Regions from separate parts of the Homo sapiens genome. Here region 1 is linked to region 2. A link is an interaction called in ENCODE POLR2A ChIA-PET data of the cell type or tissue named here. Cell type or tissue: B cell. All regions are shown on one strand. Each heading gives the region's core, and the rest is flanking DNA. Links, peaks and the distances in the headings are about the cores only.

Region 1 (9,899 bases), core at 3,698-6,197, 150 kb before region 2:
CCGAGGGTGAATTCCTTTGTTCCACCCCCACGGAAACCCTCTTCTCCGCCAGGCCCGTGGCGCCTTTCTCGCCACCTCCGCCGCCGCCGCCGCCACCCTCGTCCCACCGTTTGCAGGGCTTTCCTGCGGCGCTCTGGCCGCAGAGACCCAGCCCTGTCTGCCGACTGGCCCTTCGACGTCGCCGCCGTGCCTGAGCCCCGCTGCCTGCTCGGACAAGCAGAACTCCGGCAGGCGCAGCGGGCGCCGAGGCTTGGGCTTTAGCCGTGGCGCTCGCCTCGGCGCAGTGGGGAGCCGCGGGCGTCGGAGAAGCGGCCGCGCTGTTCCGGGTCACTGCACCGGCTGAAAAAACCAAAAGCAAAACCAACACCCAGAAACGAAGCCTGCGTGCCCCCGGGGGCTCCGTTTTGCTCCCCTCATGGACATGGGGGTGGGGAGCTCGTGGGGTTTCAGCCCAAAGGCTCCAGTCAGTGGAACCGGAGGGGGACTTCGGAGGAATTTGTCTCTGATGTCCCGGCTCCCTGGCCTCCTATTAGAACTCGTAGAGGATCCGCTCTGGAGTCCCCGTGCGCCCTGGCAGAGGTCGGGGACGCCAGAGTGCACGCAGTCTCCTGCGCGCCGAGCCCAGGCTCCGGGCGCAGGGAGGATCGGGCTGAGAGCAGGGTGTCACCTCGTAAAAGCGACAGGCAAGGACTGTTTTATGGGGAGGGAGAAGGAGCAGGAAGTGATGCTTCCATCTCTGACAGCATAGGGACCGGGAGCTCCGATGGAGGAAACCCTTTCCGGGCAGGACGAGTAGAGGGACAGGACATGGCCGGGGACCATGGGATTCGCTGCCATTAAGTATGGGACGGGCAGGCGAGAGCGGGGAAGGGGACCGATGGAGCCAGAAGCCCTGAGCTCACCTCCCGCCCGTCCTCTCCTGGAGCCCCCTCTGCAATCCCGGCTCAGTCGGCAACCGGCCCTTCCTTCCAGGTCAGGGGTGGGGGAGAGACTTTCTCCCTCGAAACACTTGATACCAACTTTGTTTTTTTGGCAAGAAAAATAAGCCTTGTTTGGAAAGGGGTGGGTGGGGGGCGTCGAGCGAGCGAGGGAAGGAGCAAGGAGGCGGCGGCGGAGCAAACTCTGCGGATTAGGTTTCAGCGCCTCCGCCCCACCCCCAGCCCCGCGGCGGTGATTTGTGTGCGGGGGTCTGTGACCCTGCAAGCATCAAACGGCCCGCGGGAACCGGCCGAGTTCAGAGGGACAGTGGGCCGAAGGGCGGCCTAAGACAACGCAGATGGTTCCTATCAGCCCGGCCGGGCCCGCAGCGTCCGCCGGTCCGTCCGGGCTCCTCTGCAGGGAAGAGGCCTTGGTCTTGGGGGAGGCCCCCGCCTGAGCATTGATAAGGGTCTGGACGCAACAGCCCACGCCCAGTCGGCTCCAGTGGAAAGGAGGCCTCGGAGACTGGTGTCAGAGGGTTCCTTGGCCAGGCTGTCCTGACCTCACTGGGCTCAGGAGGAGCCTGATGTGCCTGGTCACCAGAGTGGCCTCTGAGTAGGGACCAGCAGGAAGAGAGACCCCCCGGTCTCCTCCCCGTGGCCGGGTTACCCTGTCCCTGCCCTGCAGGCAGCTGAGGCTCATCCACGATATAGTGCCCCTCCCCCAGGGACCCTTCTTCCCTTTTTTACTCAGAGAGGTGCCCTGCCCTGCCCTCAGCCTGCTTGCTTCTGACTTCATTGATTCTATGCAGTGATAGAATGCCCTGCTTCTTCCTGCCAGCTGGAGCCCTTCTGCTTGGCTTGAGCTAACTTTGAGGGACTCTTCCATTTTCTCCCTCCTGTCCCCAAGGGAAAGCAGAGAAGGAGGCTCACTCATGCCTTGGCCCAGAGCCTTGCCTTGGTGCTGGGAGCCCTGCTTGGTCAGGGTGGGAGGGGCTCTTCCCCCACCAGCCCTGGCCTCTGAGCCTGCTCCCCTTCTTTCCCCAGAGCTGGAGCAGGGCTGTCAACCTCAGCAGTCCCAGGCCTCCCTGGCCTGATTTCCAGGGCCTGGCCTTCTGCGTGGCCTCCAGTGACCACAGTTGAGTGCAGCAGGGCCACACTCACAGGGACCTTGGGCTGCTTTAGGATATCCCAGCTAAAGGGCTCTTCAGGATCCCAGTAGAAATGGGAAAACCAAGGTCCAAGTGCAGCTAGGACTTGTCCTGTTGTAGCAGAGCAGAGGCGGAAATCCCAAGCTGCACGCTACCAGGCTTGGGGGCTGTGTGGCAACTCCACAGTCCTTTTGAGAACCCTCTCCCAGACTCTGGCTTTAACACTGGCCTACTCTGTCTTCCCTGGGCCCAGGTCTCAGGGATGGGAAGGTTCTTCAATCCCAGCTCTTTAAGAAGGGGTGACAGGTGGACCTGGACAATGAAATGATTTTGAGAGTTTTCTGGATAACACGGGGCCACGTGGCTTGGGAATGCGGTCTACTAAACTGGGACCTTGGGGGACAAAAGCCAGGTGAGGACAGTGCCACATCCCACCATCTTTCTTGTCTCTGACTCCCGCATACCCTGGGCTTGGCCCTTCCTGTCTATAGTGGGTCATGGGGAGGCCAGAGGCCTGGCTGGGGACTCAGAGGGCCAGTGGGCTGCTAGGACCTCTCAAGACTCCATCTCCCAGGGTCCCTGCCTCAGGGGAGCAGCCGGCTGGGTCATCTGTGCACAGAAGACACATCTGTCCTCCACATGTTGCAGGCCGAGCAGAGGACATGTGGTTTGGGTCGTGTTATCTTAATCATATTTATTAGCCAATCCTGGGGGAAAAAAGAGTTTGATATTGTTATGATTCGGAAAAGGTCCCCAAATCTACAAGGCGACAGATCAGGAGAGGCCGCCAGCAACAGCCAGGTCTCAGCTGGGTTCAGGACATGGCTTTGGAAGTTCTTTGGGTTGTCTTAGAGCGATGGAATCTCTACGCTGCGAAACAACACTTAACCGCTTTCATTTTCCCAGAGATCTGAAGCGAAATTAATTACCCCGCCTTGACTGATAGTTGTTCTGTTGGAGTATGGTTCTAATCCTTATTAACATTCTCTAAAGTCAGGCATGAAATATGACTTTTATACCACACTCTTTGGCATATGTTTTTCTTTTCCAGGAGATTTTTCAGGCTATCTCTAAGCCTCACTGCTGTTCATTATTTTTGCCATAGGTCTAAAGTTGCCATCCCCAAAGCTAGTCCCGCACAGAGCACAGCCAAGCGGGGAGGGGGGTGTGGGAGGAATGACACATCTCTGCTTGCGACGCAAATTGCTTCTGATTATTGAGCTTTGAATATTTTTCTCCATCGTGTTTTTATTAAAAACTCCAGCATATTTACGCTTGATGGTGTCTTCAATTAGATTAAAAAAAAAAAAAGCAGGGGTTCCCCTTTCTATAGCAGTATGTAAGGAAAATAGTTATGACCACAAAATTACCATCCAAACCTGGTTCTAGTAAAGCCAGTCCTGCTTTGACAAGCCCAGCAGGCTGGGTGCTTTTTTTCTAAGCGTTCCAGCTGCTAGGGAAACAGACCAGAGAGGAAGCCCACAGAAGCCTCCATTCTGCACGGTACTTGGGGCACCTCTCAGGACCTAACACTTCCCAAGTTTGTGAGCCGCAGAAGGAAGCCCAGCTGCTTGGGGCTTTCTGACGGGCCGGGCAGACCTGGAGCATGCACGACAGCAGCAGCAATAATAACGCCAGCTGATGCTTGTTTAGCACTTGTGGTCCATCAGGCACTGCTCTCAGCACTTTCCATTCTTTAATGACACTACGACATGGCTTCCATTATTATTTGCATTTTCAGGTAAGACAACCGAGGCACAGAGAAGTTAAGTAACTTGCCCAAGGTCACACAGCTAGTAAATGGAACCCAGGCATTGTGTCACGAGAAAACTTTCAGCAGCCTTTTGGGAGGGTGGAGTCTGGCCTCTGGCTGGGGTTGGTGCCCCGATGGTGGGCTGGTACTGCAACCCAATGTTGTTTGTTGAAGAAATGGCTCCTAATGAATGGCCAGTGTTCATTTTATGCTGCTTGTGGTAAAGCTTTGATGGGGATTCACTCACTGAATCTTCTTACTGCTCTGGGGGCAGGTTTTATTAATATTATTTCCCATTTTGCCAACATCAAAGCTTGACTTGGGTGCAGTGATTTCCCCAAGGTGGCAAGCTGATGATTGCCAGCTTCAGATGGCACCCTAGATCTTGATGAGACTTCCTAAAAGCACTGTGGTTGGCCGGGTGTGGTGGCTCATGCCTGTAATCCCAGCACTTTGGGAGACCAAGGCGGGTGGATCATGAGGTCAGGAGATCGAGACCATCCTGGTTAACACGGTGAAACCCCGTCTCCACTAAAAATACAAAAAAATTAGCTGGGCGTCATGGCAGGCACCTGTGACCTACTCGGGAGTAGCTCCCAGCTACTCGGGAGGCTGAGGCAGGAGAATGGCGTGAACCCGGGAGACGGAGCTTGCAGTGAGCCGAGATTGCGCCACTGCACTCCAGCCTGGGCGACAGAGCAAGACTCCGTCTCAAAAAAAAAAAAAAAAAAAGCACTATTGTTTGCCTGGGTTTCCAGGTGACAGAATTGGGGCTCAGAGGGGTGAAGCCACACACCTAGGGCCACACAGCCAGTGGGGGGCTATGCAGCACAGAGTCAGCATCTGCGGGTGCCACAACCTGCCCTTGGAACCACTTCTCAGCTCCCGGGAACCCAGGCTTGGGGGAGCACCTGCACTGAGCCTTCTCAGTGGGTCTGACTTGGCCTGAACAACTCTCCTGGCAGTAGGCAGGGCACATTTCATCACTGGGGGGGAGGGTTGTTATCTGTGACCTGTCTGGTGCCAAACAGGCATGGCGTCATCCCTTCCAAACCCCATTTTACAGGGGAGGAAATTAAAGCACAGAGAACCTAAGTGTCTTGCCCTAGGTCACACAGCTAGTTAGCAGCTGATGGGAATCACACTCAGGTGGCCTGTCTTTGGGGCGGTGCCTCTCAGAGAGAGGCTCTGAATCATCATCTTCGTCCTCAGTGTTGTCAGCTTTATGCATGACCACCCCTGAGTGCCTTCTGAGTACTTTGCAAATATATAGTGAAAGCAGCGAGATTCAGAGAGGGAAGGTGATTTTCCAAGGATTACACCACAGGGTGGGGCCGGCCAGGGTCTGCCCTCCTGCCCAGGATAGTGGAAGTCCATGCCATGGATGGGAGCGTGGCCAGCCCTCACAGGGCCACCTTTACCCCTGCAGTGCCTTCCTGGCTCCGGGCTGCCGGTGCAGCAATTCAGGGCAGGCGTTGTCTGGCCTTTGAAGGGACGGCTGTCTGAGTGTGTCACTTTGAACTGCAAAGGGGCCTGTGGTGAGGGCTCGGCCCCCTCCCACGTGCCCCCGCCTGCCCACCCCTCCAGCTCTGGTTCTAGTCGGCAGGCCTGGAGCCAAAGGGGCGGGCAGGGCAGTGGCCCCCCTGTGGGATGTCAGCCTGATAAGTGAGCAGCGACAGACCCCTGGAGGAGGATGGAGCTGGCCGCCCACTGGTTGGGCTGTCCCACGTGGCAAGAGTTCAGGCCAGTCCCCGAGGTGCCATCCTCCCACAGACATGCCCTTACGGCTGCAGAGAAACATCTGCCTGAACGTCAAAAGATTTAAATTAAAATAACAGTAATGATAGTAATAATAATGATTTGTAAAAGGAAACATCTTGCCTTGGGGCACAGGGAGCATCAGGGACTCAACCCTGTGTTCTGCTTGGGGAGTGCTCGTGGCAGGAGGTCAGGAAGAAGAGGTATTAGGTAAGAGACCTAATGCCTATTAGGTCTGGGCTGCTGATTCCCAGGAGTCCAGCTGGGGGCCTTTTGAGTTGCTCAGCTTCCTGGCTCAGCTCGGCCGGCCGGGATGGGGCAGGCCTATCCTGCCCACAGAGAGCTCCCAGGCTAAGTGGGTGGGTGGGGTGAGGTGGGGATAGGGGCGAGGGCAGAGCTGAGCAGAAATGAGGCCAGCACAGTCCCTGTGCCTGCAGTTATTGGCTCTTGGATTTTGTGACCCCAGAACTGATTCCTTGAGAGGCCGAGAACTTAACCAGATTTTTCACCAGTGCTTTGGAACCTCAGGTTTTACCACTTCCCGCTGTGTGACCTTAGGTTAGAGGCTTTAAATTCCCTGTGCCTCAGTTTCTTCAAAGTTTACTAAGGACCAGACCCCTGCCTCCGGGTAAGGATGATTCAGAGGGAGCAGATGCCATTCCTCTTTAGGTGAGTGGTTCCTGCCGATTTTGTTACTGATGCTCCCACAGTCCTTTGTGCTGGGCCTCAAAGGGGGCCACCTTTGACCATATGTATTGGGTCTTAGCTAGAAAAGGGAACGGTAGGTGCGCAGTTCGTACTGAAAGAAAGTATAAGGGTCTAGAGCTGGGCTGGACTCTGGGCTTGGCCTCTTTCTAGCTGTGTGACCTTTGACAAATTCCTTAGCTTCTCAGAGCCTCCACTCTCTCGCAAGCAAAATGCACGTAAAGAACCTACCTTCCAGGTTGTGGGGAGAGCGAGATGAGATGCTGTGTTCAAAGAGCCATACCAGTCCATGGGAGCCGTTTTTCTTAGAGGGAAGAGTTGTGGGCAGGGGCCTCGTTAGTCACACAAGAAGGCAGCAAGAGTGTGTGCCAGCTTACGCCAGGCAGGTGCCCGTGAGATGGGAGGCTGCAGCTTGGGAGGATTTGGGGAGGGCATTCCAGGAGGGGGCCCTGGCAGCAGGAATATTGGGGGTTAAATGGGTGGGCTGGGACAGTGAGTCTGGCGGAGGGGCTGCCGAGGGGCTGCTGGGACTGGAGGCTGCAGAGCAGGGCAGGAGCCTGTGGCTGTGCTCGGGCGTTTGGATTTTATCCTGTGGGCAGGAGGGAGCTATTGAAGGTTATTGGACAGGGGAGTGACAGGAACTGGAGAGGCACTTTATGGAGCTGATGCTGGCAACATGTGCCTGGGATTAGACCGGCGGGAGGAGGCTATTGCCACCTTGGAGGTGAGGGTAGTTGCGGGAACCAGAGAGGGAACAGGGCACAGGGAGGGTCACAGAGGCCTGGGGCTTGGAGCTGGGGTGGCTGGAACCCCAGGTACTCAGCTGCCTGGCTAAGGCCTTGAGGTCCTGAGCACTCTGGGCTGGTCCCAGCAGGGGTGACCCACTTAGCTGGGTCCCTGGAAGAGCCGGCTTGACCTGTGCAGCCCCACTGGGCCCCACACCCAGAAGGGCCCTTAGCTTGGTTTAATGCTCCTGCTGTCACACTCTTGAGATTCTTAACTTTTGAACAAGTGGCTCTGCCCCTGCCTTTTCATTCTGTGCTGAGCCCCGCAGGCGAGCCCCCAGCTCACCTGCCATTCCCACATGTCCCAGACACTTGCCCACATCAAGGTCTTACTCAGGCTGTGGTGGTTGCCCAGGAGGCGTCCCCTGGCCTCCATCATCCTTTCTTCTTCTGGAAAACTCTCCCTACTCCCAAGGCCTGGCACAAGAGTCACCGGTTTCATGGAGTCTCTCTGGCTCTGAGCCCCACCCCCGTCCTCCAGGCTTGGATCTGTCCTGTAGCACTTGCTAGAGGTGCAGAATCCTAGATCTGTGAGGGAACTCGAACTCTCGAGGTGAAGCCCATGAGTCTACATTTCCAGATGGCCCCTGGGGGAAGCCTTGCCTGCTGAGGTATGACAACCTCTGCCCAGGGTACCTCCAAGCCTGGCACAGGGCCTGGTACTTGGTAGGTGCATCCGTGTGTCATGTCATTGTGAAGGAATGAATGAACGGTGCTTACCTGTCCATCTGGATGGATGAAGCTCCCTGGGCCTAGCTCATTGCCTGGCATGGGTGGGTGGGTTGCAGCAAGTCTCCACAGGACAACTGGGAGGACACCTGGCCAATCCTGGGGACTGGCTGGGGCAGGGTTCTTCTTCTTCCTGAAACCTCGGGACATGGGGGCCAGGCTGGGGGATGGAAGGGCAAAATTAGTACCCTCCGGGAGATGGGAAGTGGGCAGAGGCCACGGAGTCCACCAGCACATCCTCCCTGTAGCTGTCCCCTCCTCCGAAAGGACTACCCACTCCTGACATGGTTATACAGCACGCACATAATTATACAGCATGATGGAAGAAGAGAATTTGATTGTTATTTCCAGAGCCTTTACCCTGTGCAGCCACTGATTTAAGGATCACATTATTTCATTCAACCGTAAGCCTCATAGTCTGTGAGGCAGAGCCTGTTATTATCCCCATTTCAGCGATATGGAGACTGAGGCACAGAAAGGGGTAGTCGGCAGTCCAAATTCACACAGCTTTGTGTGACCCCTCTGCCAGTTGGCCTCCGAGATGCCTCATTCCCCCTGTGCCTCCCGCTTTTGATGCCTCGGGGATACACCTGGCACAGTATGTACTCAGCGAATGTTTGGGGAAGGCAGGAGGGAGGGAAGAAGGAAGCCCAGCTCACTCATCCAACCGGAAGGACCCCTGCTCCAGGCAGGACTGGAATAACGCCAGGACTCCAAATGAGCAAGATAGTCCCAGCCTGGCCTGCCTGGGATAAGGAGCGGGCAGGGAAACCCAGAGGAGAAGCACTGACTTTGGCAGGATGGGGCATGTGAGGGCACCTGGAAGGCACTGTGGTGAAGCCCGGGACTGGAAAGCCTTCTTGCCCAGCAGTGACGGGGTCGCCATGGAGAGGCCTCACCGGGCAGGTCTCTGAAGCCAGCGTCAGTTTCATACAGGCATTCCAGAAATACATGTGGAACTTCCTCCCTCCACGCCCTGTGTGGGTATCAGGGAGGCATGGGGAAGAAAACGCTCCAGGTCCTGCCCTCGGCTGCCACCATGGTGCTGAACAGGGTGAGTCTAGCCAAGGAGATGCCAGGAGCAGACCCGGTGCACAGTAGGTGTTCAGGGACTGTCCCCATGGAGATTTTCAGTTACCCACCTCCTGCATTAGCCTCTGGTGCCAGGTTCTGCACACCCCCCCCACAATGCCACATCCATGAGCCACTGTCTTGAGTCCTTTGACCTCTCTGAGCCTGAAGTTAGTCATCTATAAAATGGGTACAGCTATTCCTACTGTCCAGGTTGTTGTAGGGATTAATTTTGTAGCGATTAATCCAGGGGAGGGCCCCGCTGCGAGTGTACCTGGAAGAAGGGGTGCTGCCTGGAGAGGTGGGAGAGCTTTTACCAGGCAGGTGACATTTGGAGTCACGAAAGGGGAGGAGGAGGGCTTTGCAGGTGTGGGGTACAGTGTGGGCCAAAGCCCAGAGACATGGAAGCCTGTGGCCTGTTAGAAGCACAGGGCTCCCCGCTCCTTCCCCTCTCCTCTCTGCCCCTGGCTGTCCTCTCACCCTCAAGCCGGTGCCAGTGTGGCTCTGCAGATTTGCTTCTAAGCCCTAGCACCCGCTGCATGCCAGCCAGGCACAAGCGCCATATGAAGCCTGCTGATGGCCTGGGAGACAGGTGTTACTGTCATTCCCATTTCACAGATGAGGGGACTGACACCCAAAACCCAGAGGCCACTTACCCAGGGCCACACGGCTGGGGAGCTTCACCACCAGGTCTGACTCCAGCTCCTGCTCACCCTTCCCCCAGCCCTCCCACTCCTCTTCTAGTCAGCTACTTGCCCCCACTCGCTCATTGCCCACACAGGGAGCAGGCCCGGGGCTTACACAAAGGCAAGGGAGGTAGACGGCTAGGACTTGGAAGACTGAGAACAGCTACATAGAGGAGGCGGGCACGAGAAGCTTCTGCAAAACCAGTTGCAGTCGGAGGAGATGCTATGGCGAGGGCACTCCAGGCTGAGGGCACTGCCTGGGCAAAGGCATGGAGGCTGACAAGCCCAGCCACGCTGATGATTGATGTCACAGCACAGTCACACACATGACCTTTGAGATTCGG
Region 2 (7,090 bases), core at 4,591-7,090:
GCCTCCCAAGTAGCTGGGACTACAGGCGCGTGCCACCACGCTCGGCTAATTTTTTGTATTTTTAGTAGAGATGGAGTTTCACCGTGTTAGCCAGGATGGTCTCGGTCTCCTGACCTCGTGATCCACCTGCCTCAGCCTCCCAAAGTGCTTGGGATTACAGGCGTGAGCCACCGCCCCAGCCTTGGTTATCTTTTAACACAAGTGGCTCCAACTGCTGATGCACCTCCTCATGGCCCATCATAACATCCATGTGCTGTGCTCTGCTAGGGAGGTGACACGGGCACTAACTTGGCTATAGCCAGCTGGACAAGGGATGGTGCATAGGTCTAAGACAAACCAAGGTGCATGGCTAGTCCCAAGATGGCCCCTCAAACTCCACTCACACTGAAGGTGCCAATCAACTCATCAAAAAGCAAATGCATCAGCCTGGACAACATCGCAAAACCTGTCTCTACAAAAAATACAACATTTAGCTGAGCCTAGTGGCACGCACCTGTATCCCAGCTGATTGGCTTGAAGGGCTGACACAGGAGGATTGCTTGAGCCCTGTGAGGTCGAGGCTGCAGTGAGCCAAGAGCATGCCACTGCACTCCAGCCTGGGTGACAAAGTGAGACCCTGTCTCCAAACAACAACAACAACAAACACACACACAAAAAAAACAAAAATCAAATGCAGTTTGCTTGCTCACCACCTCTCTTCAGGAAGTCGAAACGTGCAACAAAAAACAGGAATGTGGTTGATTTGGTTTGGGCTCCTGTCCTGAGCCCCCGTTTGCAATCTTCTTGGTTGTCTATGAGACAGGAGGAGGGGCCACAGTATATGACAAACTAGGGCCTAAGACTGGGTGGCCCTGTCCCCTTCAAGCTCCAAATCCCTGGTGCTTTTGCATATAGGCTTTCAGAGTCATAAGCTCTGGAGTCAGAATATCTTGGGTTCAAATCTCATCTTAGCCACCTGGCAGAGCTGTTGTAAATGACAAGCACTCAGTAAATGCGAAGAGCTTAGCAGGGCTCCAGGCACATACTAAGCCTCGAAAGTGGCAATCTATTACCATTAACAACCCATAACATAGGAGATACATTCTCCACCTTATGGATAATAAAAGTCATTCCCAGAGAGGCTGATAGCTTGCAGGAAAACAGAATTCAAACCCAGGTTTGGGCCAGGCACGGTGGCTCATGCCTGTAATCCTAGCACTTCGGGAGGCCGAGGTGGGCGGATCACTTGAGGTCAGGAGTTCAAGACCAGCCTGGCCAACATGGTGAAACCCCATCTCTACTAAAAATACAAAGATTAGCCAGGCGTGGTGGTGCTCACCTGTAATCCCAGCTATTCGGGAGGCTGAGGCAGGAGAAGTGCTTGAACCCGGGAGGCAGGGCTGCAGTGAGCCAAGAGGGCACCACTGCACTCCAGCCTGGGTGACAGAGCAAGACTCCATCTCAAAACAAAACAAAACAAAACAAAAACAAAAAACAAAAGCCCGGGCGCGGTGGCTCACACCTGTAATCCCAGCACTTTGGGAGGCCGAGGCGGGCGAATCACGAGGTCAGGAGTTCAAGACCAGCCTGACCATTTTTAGTCTCTACTAAAAATACAAAAATTAGCCAGGTGTGGTGGCGGATGCCTGTAATCCCACCTACTCAGGAGGCTGAGGCAGGAGAATCATTTGAACCTGGGAGGCAGAGGTTGCAGTGAGCCGAAATTGCACCATTGCACTCCAGCCTAGGTGACAGGGTGAGACTCCGTCTCAAAAAAAAAAAAAAACAAAAAAAGCAAACAAACAAACAGAAAAACAGGTCTATGGGTCTGGCCCCTCTATTTGTTCTCGCTGCCTGACTTCATTGACTTCCACTCCTGCCAGGAGCTGGACTGAGTCGAGAACTAGATGCCTTCATAGAGCTCCAGGTCCTGGTCTTAGGGTGGGAGACCGGCCCCCTTAGCAGGGGTCCCTCAGGGAGTGGGAGGACCAGGGCGAGCCTGGGTCCAGGCAGGGCTACAAGAGGCTCCCAGGTGATGGGGAAGGGGGCTGCCTGGCCCTTCTCCAAGCACATTTAGAGCCAACCCAAGGGAAACCCCGATTCTGTCAGTGCTGGCACGCCTGGGGCACAAGCATCGGAGACATTAAATATTAAACACGTCGGCTGCCTTCCAAGCTTGGTAATTAAAACTCTTATTTCATATTTTACACAGGATGGACGGGGAGGTCACAGACTGCTCTTAGATGTTTCATAGTTCCTTGTTCACAGATGAAGTGGCTCTTCCGAGGAAAACCTCCTCTCACTTGGGATCCTCGCGCCCTATTTATTAAGTGATTTCCTGGGAGGGAGGCCAGGGAGCGGAGGTCGGGGAGGTCTCCGGGGTGTAAGGCCCCAACCAGGAATCCCAGCAGGGTTTTGGGCTTTCTTTCTGCTTCTCCAAAATGGGCCTGGGTTCCCAGGAGACGGCCGAGGGCGCCTCGCCCCTGCTGGAAGGGCAGCCTGGGAGCTGGAGTTGGCAAACGGGAGGGGACGGGAGGGGACGGGAGGAGCCCCAGGGGAGGGGGCGTCTTCCCTTAGCTTTCAGCGCCATCTGCTGGCCGTATGCTAAACTGCCGCTCCCCCGGAGGCCAGCTAGAGACCAATTTCGAGTTCTGAGCAGGGAGAGAGAGGAGGGGTTCCAGGACAATCAGGCCTGGAGCTTCCAGAAACATTCCAAAAACACAGTTTAGATTTTTAATTGTTCACTCAGTCATTCTCCCGGGGTCTAGGGAGAAATAGGACTCAGACTCGGATCTCTGGGGACCTACCCCAGCATGATAACCTGGGTGTGCCTGGGGTTCATGGGGGCCTGGGAATCACGGAGGCCCCCTCACCTGCATTCACTGTGTGCCAAGCACTGGCCTACATCACTGACATTTGTTGTATCACTGCAGGTGCTGTGATCTTGCTGCCGTGCTCATTTGACAGATGAAAACACTCAGGCTGTGAGAGAACCCCAAAGCCAGAGGATTCCCTTGATCACTCCCCACCATGGCCAACATGATGAAATCCTGTTTCTACTAAAAATACAAAAATTAGCCGGCCGTGGTGGCAGGCACCTGTAATCCCACCTACTCGGGAGGCTGAGGCGGGAGAATTGCTTGAACCTGGGAGGCGGAGGTTGCAGTGAGCCAAGATCACACCACTGCACTCCAGCCTGGGCGACAGAGCAAGACTCCATCTCAAAAAAAACAAAACAAAAAGAAAGAAAGAACAAGGGAGAGAGGAGAAAGCAAGCAAGCCAGTGTGAGGGAAAAGGAGTGAGAATGGGGAGGGCCTGAGATAAGACTGCAGCAGAAGGTCCGGGGCTACTGGATTTGAACCTATAGCTTTAGAGCATGGGGCACCATGGAGAGAAGAGAGGTAGGGAGGAACACGAGCAGATTTGTGGTTTTTTGGGGGTTTGTTTCGTTTTGTTTTTTGAGACAGAGTCTCACTGTGTCGCATAGGCTGGAGTGCAGTGGTGCAATCTTGGCTCACTGCAAGCTCCGCCTTCCGGGTTCACGCCATTCTCCTGCCTCAGCCTCCCGAGTAGCTGGGACTACAGGCGCCCGCCACCACGCCCAGCTAATTTTGTGTATTTTTAGTAGAGACGGGGTTTCACCGTGTTAACCAGGATGGTCTCCATCTCCTGACCTCGTGATCCGTCCGCCTTGGCCTCCCAAAGTGCTGGGATTTGTGTTTTTAAAATAACCCTCGGGCTGCACAGTGAAGCATCGCAGTGTAGGGAGCAGGGTGGGGGAAGGCTGGAGTCAGGGAGCCCAATTTGGAAGCCGCTGTAGTCAGGTGAGAGAGGATGGGGTTGGGGGAGGGAGCCTGAACTAGGGCAGAGGAGACAGGAGTGGAGATAGTGGATGGATGTGGAGATTGAAGCTGGAAATAGAGCCCAAGAAGTATCCATGGCTCACATTTCTGCAAAACTGGACACCTGGAGGTGACGTTCACTAAAATGAGGCCCATACTTCTCCCACCACATCTCACTGGCCAAGAGCAGTCAAGGGTGGGAGCATTCTCCACCTTTGGTGGGAAAGACCATGAAGTTACATGGCAAAGGGTGCACATGCAGGGGGACTAAAGAATCAGGGCCAGTGACGCACAGTTTTTTGTTTGTTTGTTTTTTGTTTTGAGACAGAGTCTTGCTCTTGTTGCCCAGGCTGGAGTACAGTGGCACGATCTCGGCTCACTGCAACCTCCGCCTCCCAGGTTCAAGCAATTCTCCTGCCCTCAGCCTCCTGAGTAGCTACAGGTGTGCACCACCACAGCCTGCTAATTTTTTTTTTTTTAATTTTTAGTAGAAATGGGGTTTCACCATGTTGGCCAGGCTGGTCTGGAACTCCTGACCTCAAGTGATCTGCCCTCCTCGGCCTCCCAAAGTGCTGGGATTATAGGTGTGAGCCACTGTGCCCAGCCAGGTGTCCAGAGAGAAAATGATCGATGTTTGAGAAGCCACCTTCCCCTTCCACACCCTTGTCCTGGTAAAGGAGAAGGAGTCTTGCTTGCTGATTCAGCTCCTGGCCGCCCTTCTCTTGTGGGGATTCTGGGTGAATGGTGAATCTCACATAAACAAGCTAGAGGTTAATCTATGTAAAAAAGACTTGAGAGTGAGGGCAGGTTAGGGAGAAAAAAACTGCTTAGGCAAGGAGAAAGAATACTGCCTGGCTCCCAGTAGCAACATGGGCCTTATTCCAGCCCTTCCTAAGGCCTTGCCAAATTCCCAGCATTAGTTCCTTTTAATAAGCCATCAGAGGAGACTAGGCTGGGAGTGATGAGACTTGGCATGCATTTTTTTTAGAACACTGGCTAAGAATAGCTGAGAGGTTCTCAAGGGCAACAGGTAGGAGGGGTCAGGCCATCCTTATCACAACGCTCTAGTCATTAAAACAGTGTGGTTTCAGCACAAGGACAGACACAAAGACTAATAGAGGGGAAGGTAGAACCCAGAAGCAGACCCTCAAACACACAGGCACATAATCCATGACAGAGGTGGTCCACAGAGCAGTAGGGGACAGAGAGAGTCTTCAGTAAGTAATTTTGGGACGAAATTGAGTACCCATGTGGAAAACATGAAATGGACCTCCACCTCCGCCATATGCAGCAACACCCATTCCCTGCAGGCCTCCCGGAAGGTCTGGAACCAGGAACTGGAGAGCTATTGGAACCGTGGCAGCTCCGCCGTCCCCGGCCCACTTTTCCCCCTCCCCTCCTGATGCTTACAGAACGCATTTTAGACACTGGGCACTGTGCTAACGGCTTCTTTGCATTCTCATTGAGTCTCCACAACATTCTTCTGAGGCCAGTATGATGACCCCATTTTACAGCTGACGAAACTGAGGCTCAGCGATTGAGTCATTTTCCCAAGGGTATATAAATTATAGGATGTGGGGTTGGGATTTGAACCCAAATAGGCCAGTTCCAGGGCCTACTGTTTTACAGCATCTGATATGGTTCAGCTGTGTCCCCACCCAAATCTCAACTTGAGTTGTACCTCCCAGAATTCCCACGTGTTGTGGGAGGGACCCAGGGGGAGGTAATTGAATCATGCGGGCCAGTCTTTCCCATGCTAGTCTAGTGATGGTCTCATGAGATCTGATGGGTTTATCAGGGCTTGCCACTTTTACTTCTTCCTCATTTTCTCTTGCCGCTGCCATGTAAGAAGTGCCTTTCACCTCCCACAGTGATCCTGAGGCCTCCCCAGCCATGTGGAACTGTAAGTCCAATTAAACCTCGTTTTCTTCCCAGTCTCGGGTATGTCTTTGTCAGCAGCGTGAAAATGGATGAATACAGCACCCCTTCTGGAAACAGAAGTTCAGTGTGATAGGGGTCTGTGGTATTGGGATGGGGGGCTTGTGGTGTGGAGGCTGGAAGTGAAGGAGTGGGGTGGGAGGAGTGCCCGGAGAGGGGGGTAGAAGCAGACCATCGAGGGCATAGAATGCCAACCAGGAAGCTTCCCCTCTTTCTTCAGATAGGAGAGAGTGGGAGGATTGGAAAGTGAGAGAGTCATGCTGGCTCCTGCACTGCAAGTCCCCTCCTCACCACTTAGACCATCCCAGGACCCCAAGCCAGCAGTTCTGCAAGAAGGCTGTTCAGACACAGGCCGCTTCCTGCCAGCCTTCTTCCTTGTCTCTTAGGCCTTAGAAGTGGCTCAGTTACATCTTCCCCTGTCATGCCAGAATCTGGCCTCACTGGATGCCACATCAGGGTGAAGTGGAGAACCAGGAGGTAGGCTAGCCAAAGCAGTTAGAATGTTTCAGTTGTGAAAAAAAAAAAAAAAAAAAAAAAAAGGCCGGACACAGTGGCTCACGCCTGTAATCCCAGCACTTTGGGAGTCTGAGGAGGGCAGATCACGAGGTCAGGAGATTGAGACCATCCTGGCTAACACGGTGAAACCCCGTCTCTACTAAAAATACAAAAAATTAGCCGGGCGTGGTAGCGGGCACCTGTAGTCCCAGCTACTCGGGAGGCCGAGGCAGGAGAATGGCGTGAACCCGGGAGGCAGAGCTTGCAGTGAGCTGAGATCGTGCCTCTGCACTCCAGCCTGGGCAACAGAGCGAGATTCCGTCGAAAGAAAGGAAGGAAGGAAGGAAGGAAGGAAGGAAGGAAGGAAGGAAGGAAGGAAGGAAGGGAAACGAAACGAAACAAAACCTACTTGGATTGGCTAATGCCCTAAAGTGAGAATTTGATGTTTCGACCACTGAAAATTTGAAATGCCACCAGGGCCTAGAAGCACCTGAAATCATGAATTAGAGATCCAATGGGAAATAAGAGACTCCTCTTCTTCATCCTAAGCCCCCCTTCTTTCTTTCTTTTTATTTTATTTTATTTTTGAGACAGGGTCTCGCTCTGTTGCCCAGGCTGGAGTGCAGTGGTGCAATCTCAGCTCATGGCAACCTCCGCCTCCCGGGTTCAAGTGATTCTCCTGCCTCAGCCTCGCAAGTAGCTGGGATTACAGGTGCCCGCCACCATGCCCAGCTAATTTTTGTATTTTTAGTAGAGATGGGGTTTCGTCATGTGGGTCAGGCTGGTCTCGAACTCCTGACCTCATGTGATCTGCCCACCTTGGCCTCCCAAAGTT

The links. Peaks named below come from ENCODE experiments on the same cell type or tissue, not always from the same donor. Only the 100,000 strongest peaks of a DNase experiment are listed, where the experiment ranks them.
Region 1: POLR2A ChIA-PET joins it to region 2 with 5 read pairs; 2 of 35 experiments call an interaction of 5 or more read pairs at or near these places.

What each region holds. Positions count from the first base shown.
Region 1 is chr9:126,625,628-126,635,526 of GRCh38, forward strand. The region is part of intron 2 of LMX1B (LIM homeobox transcription factor 1 beta); the gene reads left to right. Among named protein-coding and RNA genes, the nearest start is that of LMX1B, 17 kb to the left of the region's middle. RefSeq lists enhancers at 1-862, 4,717-5,284, 5,285-5,852. In B cell, for the core only: no CTCF peak of the experiment used is centred there; a DNase peak (open chromatin) is centred at 5,014; H3K27me3 peaks cover 2,269 bases.
Region 2 is chr9:126,779,390-126,786,479 of GRCh38, forward strand. No RefSeq gene overlaps it. Among named protein-coding and RNA genes, the nearest start is that of ZBTB43, 22 kb to the right of the region's middle. RefSeq lists an enhancer at 164-333. In B cell, for the core only: no CTCF peak of the experiment used is centred there; no DNase peak of the experiment used is centred there.